Linked DNA regions of Homo sapiens: region 1 is linked to region 2. A link is a contact called in ENCODE Hi-C or POLR2A ChIA-PET data. All regions are on one chromosome and are shown on one strand. Each heading gives the region's core, a stretch centred on a gene start or an enhancer-like site at or near the end of the contact. The rest is flanking DNA. Distances are from core to core; before and after follow the strand shown. Region 1 holds the start of SLC37A1 (solute carrier family 37 member 1). Region 2 overlaps TMPRSS3 (transmembrane serine protease 3).

Region 1 (6,135 bases), core at 1,287-3,786, 130 kb before region 2:
GTTCTTTTCACAAGGGAGAAAAATGAGGCTAGGCGGCTCGCCTGGGTCAGCTGGATAAGTGGGGCAGATTCCAGTTTGTCCTGTTTCTCTGAGCCACCTCCTCCCTCCAGCCACTCTTCTTCCTGCCCATCCCCTGCAGAGAAAGGGCAGCAGAATGGGAGCAAATCACTTGGTTTAAACCCAGTTTTTGGCACACTGCCCAAGTACATAAAAAGAAGAGATACTTTTTTAAAAAGTCACTCTCTACAGGCCCCCCTGGAACTTACCATTCCAGGGAGGAAAAGCGGCAGAATGTCCAGTTTCATTGCACTGTCAAACACAGCAACTTAGGCCAGGCATGGTGGCTCATGCCTGCAATCCCAGCACTTTGGGAGGCAGAGGCAGGCAGATCACTTGAGGCCAGGAGTTCGAGACCAGCATGGCCAATATGGCAAAATCCCATCTCTACCAAAAATACACAAAAGAGCTGGGCGTGGTGGTGCACACCTGTAATTCCAGCTACTCGGGTGGCTGAGGCATGAAAATCACTTGAACCTGGGAAGCGGAGGTTGCAGTGAGCTGAGATTGCACCACTACACTCCAGCCTGGGCGACAGAGCGAGACCCTGTCTTAAAAAAATATAAAAAGATAGTAACTTAGGAAACAGCCCATTAGAGCATCTTTATTACAACCTGTAAAACCTGCACATGTACCCCTGAAACTAAAAGTTAAAAAAACAAACAGACTCTGAAAGACACATGGTTTTATACCTATTTCTTCAAAAAACCCACCCTAGGCAACTGTAAAACAGAATAAGCTGAGGAAAGAAACATTCACAAGCTCCACTCCCAGACCCACCCACATGTGATCTGCGCTGCCTAGAAGGTTCCAAGTAATCTGCAGAGACTCAAATAATGGGGATAGGAAGTGAGCAATAGCAGGAGTAAGGTTCCTCAGTCTTTTTAGGGCTGAGGTGGCATTACACATAATCAAAGCGGCCCCACAGATATTTTAAATAATCTACTTTATGACATTTTTTTTTAACTGGGTCTCACTTTACAGGCAAAGATGGGTGAGAAATGCAATTCTCCTCCAAAAGTTTTCATGCATTTTTTCTTTTCTTTTTTTTAAATTACGAGATAGAATACAACTTCCTGTCCAGAGTGTGCTCTTTCTATGGCTTTTTGCTTTTAAAGGCGCTTTCCATATTAAAGATGAATGAAAATGGTCACTATCTCTTTCCCCTTGGCTGAAGTACAAGGAACCTGAATTCCATTTGCACCACCTCCCTTACCTGCCTCCAACCCCCAACAAAGAGAACATCACAGGTGGGCTGCATGAAACAGAACGTGTAAATGCAGGTCCAAAATGACTTGGTGAATCACAGGTCTGGGGCCAGGTGTTTTCAAGCTTGCTCTCAAAGGGGATTAATAAAAAAACAACGGGGGAAGTCTAAAATATTTATCCACTTACACAACTTCAGACGATTTAAGTTCAAGGGCCGGCAGGCAGGCAGGCAGGCACCTTCCAGGCAAAGAGCTAAGGGAGACCCGGAAAGGGCAGGCTTTAGCAATTCCTCCTTTGGAAATTCAAACCTGGGGCCGCGGGCTGGGGTGTTAGCGGGGAGTGGGGGTGGTAAGGGGCTTGGCCAGTATCCTTCGTTCAAATGCAAATCCTTAGACTGAACGTACCTTCTCGGTCACCAGGATTACGGCGTGGGCCGTAAGGGCTGGAAGGCTGGTGGCCAGCGGCGAGGGGACTTTCCGGCGCGTCAAGCCCTTTATTATAAACCCAGAAGGTCGCTGTCACTCGCATTGGCCAGGAGGCCCACGGGCTCCGGGAACCAGCTGCTCAGCCGACAAACAACGCAAAGGCCCAGGGTGCCGGCGCTCCGAGCCAGCGTTCTGTGCCGGCTCCTCCCTGGGCGGCTGGTCCCCGGAGGAGGTGAATTCCGCGGGCACGCCCACGTCCCCATCGCGGCAGACAATGCGCAGGGTCCCCTCCTGCCGGCTCTCTGGACCCTCAGCTGTCACCGCGGCCCGGGCCGGGGTGGGCAGGGGACCCGGCTGGACAGCTAAGCTCGCCCCTGCCGGGGACTCCGTGGAGCGGCTGCCGGCCCCGTGCCCGCTCCCTCTGCCTCCACTTCCCCGGAATCCCAGCGTTGCCCCGGTCCGGGAACGCCCGGCATTGTCGCCGAGGGCCACTCTTCTAGATGTCGTATTTCAAAGACTTCCCTCCGCGAAAATAGCTTGAGACCGTCCCCGGCTCTCGGAAAACATCCAAACCAGCCCCCACCTCCCCCCGAAAAAAAAGAAAAGGAAGGAGAGGAGCCGAGCTCCGAGTGCGCAGGGCCCCGCGCCCGGCTCCCTGAGGGCGCCGCAGGTGCTGAGCGGCTGCGGCGCCTGAGCGCCGGCTGCCCCGCAGGTGCGGGCGGGGGGGCGGGGGGTCCCCGCCTCCCGGTCCGGCCCCGGCCCCGCGCCTCACCTGCGCCGCCGAGGCCCGCGCTCCGCAGCCCAGCCCGGCCCGGCCGCCGCGGGCGCTTCCTGCTCGCGACTTCCTGGAGCGGCGCGCGGGAGGCCCCGCCGCCCTTTCACTTTCCCTGGCCCGCGGGGCGCCGGCGGAGCCGCGCGGCTCCTCCCCCTCCCCGGCCGCCGCGACCCCCGGCTCCGGCCCCGGCCCCGGCGTGCCCAGGGTCGCACCAGCCCCGGGGCCACCGGGCGGGGGCGCCCCCACGCCTTGCGGCACTGCCCGGCCTTTGCGGGCGAACCCGGGTCATGGCCCGCGCCTTCCCCGGCTCCGAGGGCGCACGGGCTTTCGCTGGCGCGCTCCCCACCGGCCTCCGGGCAGTCCCAGGCGGCCTCTGCACCCCTGGCGCTCTGTCCTCAAGGCAGGTCTTCCCCACAGGCGGCGAGGGTCACATGCCGCCGCGCCCCCACCCCCAAAGAGGGCCTTTGCTTGGCCTCCCGGCTTCTATTCCTATTGTGTCATGTCAAGGGGCACAATCATGAAGACTAGCACTCCATAGCGTGGAAATGCGGCACGCGGATTTGGCTATGTCGAACCAACTTGTAAGCCAACTTGTGTCCCACCTCGCAGGCACGTGACAGAGGCAGCTCCCTGTTAGGCTGCGGGAGCCCGCCGGGTTCTTACCCTTGCGGGCCAGTGCCCTGGCACACAGGCTCCCACGTCACCCCAGAAACAACTCTTCTCCTTAGGCAGCCCCAGGGAGGGGCCTGGCCAGTCCCCTAGAAGCTACTGCCGAACACCCACAGTGGACCCCCAGGATGGCTTCAGAGCAGAGGGGGCTCCCAGCCCACTCCTCGGGGAAGAGCAAAGTGAGGCAGAGCGGAAATTTTCCGGGGAAAAAGCCTGCCCCCGGATAAAACAATGTTTAAGGATAAAACCAACCCGAGGCCTGGCTGTAAATGTCCCAACAGGCCAGTGCCCCTCGCACCCTTCCCCAGGCACGTTGAGCTTCCCTCTGGAGAATGGAGAAGGCATTCTTCCCTGTGTTTGGCTCCCCTGCCCTGCTAGGCCTCGCAGTTTCCCCCTGGGGCCCTGCTTTGTTTCTAGAACACTCTGATGTCTGTGTCTCTCTTTGCTGAGCTGGGCTGCGTGAAATCCATCACTTTGTTAGGCATTTGAGAAGCCTTCTGCAGGCAGAAAGAAAACCTGCCCACTTCTTTGCCACGCAGGGTTCAGCCCCAGGAAGCCCGCCGGCCCCTCATTCCGCAAGCGGGATGGCCCAGGGCTCCAGTCTTCTCCTTTTGGCCAGGTTTTCTTCAGACCTTCTTTCTCTCCGCAGGCCCCCTGTGCCAGTGCTTTCTCCTCTCTTTTCTAGCTCTCCATTCCCGGTGATAGCCCAGTGTGGCTCCCACCCCTCTCTCCAATGGTCTCCCCAGCCCTGGCCCTTGCCATTGGTTCGGCTCGAGGCTACCCCTCTCTCACTGCACTTGTGCAACAGCGTTCTCACTTCCAAGTTCTACCTCCTGCAATCCACTCTTTAAGCTGCCTCAAGTTGCCCTCCTAAAGCAAAATCTGATCTTGTCATTCCTGATTTTCAAACCTTTCGGGCATCCCATCACCTACAGGTTTTACACTTGAAAGGCGATAATACAAGCTCAGGATATATAGGACACCTCGGCCTCATATGGAGACAGCTTCTTCCCACCCCCCCTCCCCCCCACCCAGTTGTACTGACGTATAACTGACAAATAAAAATTACATAATTTGTAGTATAGGATGTGATGTTTTGATATATGAATACATTGTAAAATTATTGCCACAGTCAAGCTAGTATATCCAATCACCTCACATTATTTTTTTTTTTTTGGTGGTGAGAATATTTAAGATCTATTCTTCTTGCAAATTTCAAGTATACAATGTATTATTACTAACTATACATTAGAGCTGTACATTAGCCCTCCAGAACTTACTCATCTTTCCTAAGTGAAACTTTGTACTCTTTGGCCAGCGACTCCCCATTTCTCCCACCTACTGCCCCTGGTAACCACCATTATTATATGCTCTGCTTCTCTGAGTTCAAGTTTTTCAGATTCCAAAAATAAGTGAGGTCATGCATATTTTTCTTTTTTGTTTGTTTGTTGGTTTGTTTTGAGACAGGGTCTTGTTCTGTTGCCCAGGTTGGAGGGCAGTGGCGTGAGTGCAATGGTCAAGGCTCACTGCAGCCTTGATTTCCCAGGCCCAAGTGATCCTCCCCCTCAGCCTCCTGAGTATCTGAGAATACAGGCCCATGCCACCATGCCCAGCTAATTTTTTAAATTTTGTAGACACAGGGTCTTGATATGTTGCCAAAGCTGGTCTTGAACTCCCAGGTTCAAGCAGTCTTCCTGCCTTAGCCTCCCAAAGTGCTGGGATTAGAGAAGTGAGCTACCATGCCTGGCCTATATTTGTTTTTCTGTACCTGGCTTATTTCACCTAGTGTAATGTACTCCGGGTTCATCCATGTTGTTGCAAATGACAGGAAATCCTTCTTTTTTAAGGCTAAATAGTATTCCATTGTGTAGATACAGCTATACACCACATTTTCTTTATAAACTTCCCTCTAGTACTGCTTTTGCTGCATCCCATACGTTTTGGTATGTTGTTTCCATTTTAATTTGTCTTAAGGAATTTTCTGATTTCCCTTTTGATATCTTCTTTGACCCCACTGGTTGTTCAGGTGTGTATTTAATTTCTGCATATTTGTGAATTTTCCAATTTTCCTCCTGTTACTGATTTCTAGTTCATGTTATTGTGGTCAGAAAAGATACTTGATATGATTTTAATCTTCTTAAATTTGTTAAAACTTGTTTTGTGGCCTAACATATGATCTATCCTAGAGAATGTTCTGTGTACATTTAAATGTGCATTCAGCTGCTGGGGGAAGGAGTGTTCTGTATGTCTGTTAGGTCCATTTGCTCTAGAATGTTATTCAGGTTCACTGTTTCCTTATTCATCTTCTGTCTGGATCATCTATTCATTGTTGAAAATGGGGTACTGAAGTACCCTGCTATTACTGTATTGCTATTTCTCTCTTGAGTTCCGTTAATATATATTTAGGTACTCTGATGTTGGGTGCATATACATTTATAATTGTTATATCCTCTTGATGAATTTATCTCTTTATCATGATATAGTGACTTTGTCTCTTATGAAGTTTTTGACTTAAAGTCTGTTTTGTCTGATATAAGTATCTTTTTTGCTCTCTATTTGGTAACCATTTGCATGGAATATCTTTTCCCATGCCTTTACTTTCAGCCTATGTGTATCCTTAAAGCTGAGTCTCCTGCAGGCAGCACCTAGATTTTTTTTTTTTAATATCCATTCAGCCACTTCTATCTTTTGATTGCAGAATTTAATCCATTTACATTAATTATTGATAAGGACTTACTACTGCCATTTAAAAAATTGCTTTCTGGCGGTTTGTAGTTCCTTTGTTGCTTTGTTACTCCCTTACTATCTTCCTTTCTAATGTGATGATTTTTGTAATGGTATGCTTTGATTCCTTTCTCTTTACATTTTGTATATCTGCTGCAGGTTTTTGTTTTGTGGTCACTATGATGCTTATATAATACATTTTAGGCCAGGCGCTATGGCTCTCGCCTGTAATCCCAGCACTTTGGGAGGCTGAGACGGGCAGATCATGCAGTCAGG
Region 2 (4,110 bases), core at 1,611-4,110:
AGAACCCCACAGAACCAATTGTTGAAAGTCAGAAATTTAGTGAAGACACAATCATCCAAAACACTTGTTTAGCAACATGTAGAACAAAGAACTATAACAGTTGACTATTCACTTTTTAGTGTTTGTGTTGCCTACATGATTTTTTGCATTGGAGTGACACAGTTTTGGCCTAGGCATGGGCCTCCTTCTCTCCCCTGGCCCCTTCCTTCTGACTTCCTGCGGCCGCTGTACTTCCACGGGTTCCCCTAGCAGCCTCCTTACTCCCCTTTGCTCTCAAGTCTCAGCACTCAAAGCAGGCAGGCTGCATTCTGCTTTGCACTCAAGTAGATGGGGTCGTTAAAGCCACACTGCCCTGAGTCCTCCACAGAGTCTCAGTTTTCAAATTCCATGAATCATATTCTCGGCTGTCTTTCCCCAAAGCTGGTGGAAGCCAAAATGCCCTCCAGCCTCCAGCCCTGAGGTCTGCCTCCCTCTCCCTCCACACCAACTGAGATTCAGAAATGAGCTGCAATTCAAGTTCAATGAGAAGAGCAAAAATCATCCACACTAACGTCTTCAGGAATGATGTATTACTCCTTAGAGACAAGGAGGAAGAGGTACACACACACACACACACACACACACTGCACACAGCTGAGAGCTTCCCCATTGGGCATTTCTCTTCCCCGCTGAGCCTCTTCCTCTGACTCATTGGGTGGGGGGTGTTGGGGGGCCTCCTTTTCTCTTCTCTCTGCCCTCCTCCTCTGTCCTGGAGGACCACCGCTCTGTCTGAGCAAACCCCAAGGCCTCTCTGCTCTGTTATGCAGAAAAACTCAGCTCAATCCCTCTCCTTCCCCACCCAGCAGACCCAAGTCAGGAGCCCCAGCTGTCCCAGGCATCAGGTAGAGGCCACTCATGGTGGGGGTAGCCTTCCCGTCTCTCTTCCACCCCAGCCCGTTTGGTAAAATATTCCTTCTCATCCTTAATATGCTCCCTCTACAAGGAAATCCAGGGAATGCGATGTCCCCCATCTCTCACCCCAATATTGCCTACTTTCTTCTCTATAGGCTTGTTCTTTTGTTCTCTATCCATTGCTTCAGTTTCTAAGATTTATTTCTGCATTTTGTTCTATTTTCTTAAATTCTCCTTAAAATCCTTCTTTAATCTTCTCTGCTCTACTACATCCTATGTCAGAGATCTGTGATTCAAAAATAAATAAATAAATAAATAAATAAATAACCAAAGGACGGTCAAGCTAGATTGCTTGGGTTCAAATCCCAGTGTAGACTCAGGCAAGTTCCACACACAGTTCATGCCTCAGTTTCCTTTCTTAGAAAAGAGGGATGATAATAGCACGTACTTGGAGGGGAACTGAAGTTCCGCTGACGCTGTGAGTGTGGAAGGGCTTGGTGGGCAAGAGCACACTGGGCGAGTGTGTGGTTGTGGCTGTCATTGTTACCATTTTGAGACTTGGACAGTTCATGGGGCTCCAGTTGCAGCACTGGGGTCCCCTTGCCTGGCACAAGCCCCGCCACCTGCACTGGGGCCAAGCCATCCCAGCAACCATCGGCTCTTTCATGCCAGTGCCAGCGGAATCCGTGCATTGAGCAATCCCTGGAAGGGCTGCGAAGGTCGTGCCCGCCGCCTTGATTACATTTTCCTCAAAACTCAAAGTTGACTGAACTTTGTATTCTACATACACACCCCCATAGCATTTACAGTAAGCTGAAGAAATCCTGTTGATAAGCTGGTGTGTTCACTATGAAAACAAGCCTACTGTACTGTGTTTTGTTCATTTCACAAGGGAAGGAGAACATGGCTGTTTATTCACCATCTTCCATCTTGTGACTCTCCAAACATGTGATTCTTCTTTAAAAAGTTGCATCACTTTCACCACTGTTCTCCAGAAGACCTGTGTCCTGGCACTGTAAAAATGAGCTGGGCTCTGGTGTTCGTGGAATCGCTTTCTTGTTTGTGTTCATCTCTTTCCAGTGGGGCTCTGCGCTGGTCCTGGGCAGGTGAGGGATGTCTCTCCTGTTCCTCCAACTCACTGTTCTTGGAGAACTTGGTGTCCCTGCTTGGGTGCCCCCCGACAATACTGCACCTAGTTTTGTGCTCACCTCCCCTCTGGACTTGCTTCAGGCCAAGCAAAAGGCATTTCACTGGAATGCGCAAAGAGTGACTCAACCAAGGACATAGGAGATGGTCACTCACTGTGTGGCTGCAGCCCAGGGTGGGTGGACGGGGCTGTCAGGTACAGGCCAGAAGCGGGGGTCATCCCAGAACACAGCAGGCCTGGACTGAATGCCTTGCCAGGGTGAGTGAACTTCATTCTCTTGGCAAAGGAAGCCTTTGATGGGTTTGGGGGGACAAAATGACATCCCCCATGTACAATCCCTGTAATATTGTGACTCGCACATCGGTTGAATGCTTCAAAGTGTAAAGTTACCACGTCGGGTCTGTCTTTCCAATGTGCTTGCAGCTATGTGAGTTCAGATAACCTCAGAGTGAGCTCGCTGGAGGGGCAGTTCCGGGAGGAGTTTGTGTCCATCGATCACCTCTTGCCAGATGACAAGGTGACTGCATTACACCACTCAGTATATGTGAGGTAGGTGGTCAGGCGATGCTGTTGTCTGCACAGGTATCGAGTCACCTGCTGGATTTGTGATGCTATGCACAACTCCACAAGGACTTAAGAGGCATGCATGTGTTATCTCAGATGGAAGGTGGGAGTTGGCCACCTTGATGAGACTGGTGGATGCGCCAGGCTGGGGGTGTGAGAACCTGAGGGAGTATGGCCCAATAAAGAAAGGGAAGGAAATAGAGTAGAAGGGTAACAATGCTGTGAGTGTGACCAATGTACTGTCATGTGACAGGCACTCTGGGTGTGTCTGGGGAATGAAAGCAGGCAAGCAAGAAGGGGGGTGGGGAGGAAAAGAGGAAGGGAGGGAGGGAGGGAGGAAGGAAGGGAGGGAGGGAGGAAGAGAGGGAGGGTAAAAGGAAGAAAAACAGAAATTAAGATAGAAATTTATCCTTCTTTGTTTACGAAGTATTTTAGCATTCATTATTTATTTTACATGTTTTCCCCAACAACTCATGGGGAAGGTAAAACCAGGTGTTCTTAAATAACCACCAGGTAACTGAAACTTACAGGGACCACATGCCTTGCCCCAGGTTAGACGGTGTGTAGCAGATACAGCCAAGAGTTCTGAATCCAATTCCATATTCTCTCCCTGACATCTAGGCCCAAACCCTAAGATGTGCATTTTCTGCTCTGGGAACAGTAGGCTTGTTGGTCTGTCCGTCGGGGATGAATAAGCACCCCGGGACCCACCTGCAGTCTGGAGGGACAGCTCATGTGTTGGGTGCTAAATCCACAGTCTGGTGACACTAGCTTTCTCTTGCATGATGAGCTGGGGCTCAAAAGGCAGAAAACATTACAAAGATTTTGGGATCCCTTTCCCTTCACTATGAGAAAAGCACACACCCTGGTCTCCACCTGTGTGTGGGGGTGGGGGTAGGAGTGTCAATTTTGGGGCAATCACACTTTATTGCTCTGGGGAAGGAGTCCTCTGCCAGATGTGTGAACCCAGGCTACAAGGAGTCCTAGAGAGCTTGCCACGCTGTCCCTTGGGCACTCTTGTGTCCCTAGGGGCCAGGAGGTGGAGAACATTGGGCTGAATCGCCATGCAATGACAGCGTGACATGTTGATAGAATATATCTCCTTACACATCCTTTATCACTAGCTATCTAAAGCTTAGAAATACAGAACGGCCTGTTGTGTACACAATACTTCACTGTTAGTTGAGTGTTTTACAATGAATTGTGTGACCTCATCCTCATGGTTTTTTTTTTTTTTGAACATAGACTAAAATTGTAATCTATATTCAAAGAGGGGGAAATAGAATTTATTTTTCTGTTACCCTAAGATTGAGTTTTTAAGAGTGTTCCTTTCACAGATCTGGGGCATTTTTCACAGAGCCTACTTTTTCTCCGCTTTAGGGAGGGATGTGCCTCTGGCCACGTGGTTACCTTGCAGTGCACAGGTAAGAGTTCCAGAAAGGCAGGGGTCCAGGGGGAGCAAGCACATGCTAAGTCCTATCTCCTTGCCCTCAGAGTCCTCTCCCCCC

The links. Hi-C counts contacts between places; a loop is a spot of excess contacts on that map. ChIA-PET counts read pairs that join two places held with the same protein, here RNA polymerase II (POLR2A). Pooled maps may share reads with other maps.
Region 1: a map of PC-9 shows a loop between it and region 2 (2.6-fold over the local background). The contact joins the promoter of SLC37A1 here to the enhancer-like site in region 2. A Hi-C loop is called at or near these places in 1 of 168 maps with a recorded cell type or tissue (PC-9), 2 of 37 single-sample maps with no recorded cell type and 8 of 50 pooled maps. POLR2A ChIA-PET finds 5 or more read pairs at or near these places in 3 of 52 experiments (activated CD4-positive, alpha-beta T cell, activated T-cell and activated naive CD4-positive, alpha-beta T cell).

What each region holds. Positions count from the first base shown.
Region 1 is chr21:42,510,253-42,516,387 of GRCh38, reverse strand. SLC37A1 (solute carrier family 37 member 1) reads right to left here and starts at 2,536. Exons shown (of 20, transcript NM_001320537.2): 1 at 1,671-2,536. RefSeq lists enhancers at 1,616-1,845, 2,687-3,409, 3,410-4,132 and silencers at 2,006-2,105, 2,116-2,195, 2,416-2,775.
Region 2 is chr21:42,383,886-42,387,995 of GRCh38, reverse strand. TMPRSS3 (transmembrane serine protease 3) reads left to right here. Exons shown (of 13, transcript NM_001256317.3): 6 at 2,462-2,587; 7 at 3,983-4,026. Among named protein-coding and RNA genes, the nearest start is that of TMPRSS3, 10 kb to the left of the region's middle. Within about 2 kb of position 2,860, at least 3 of the 41 ENCODE cell types and tissues checked have a DNase peak (open chromatin) inside an H3K27ac peak, as active enhancers do.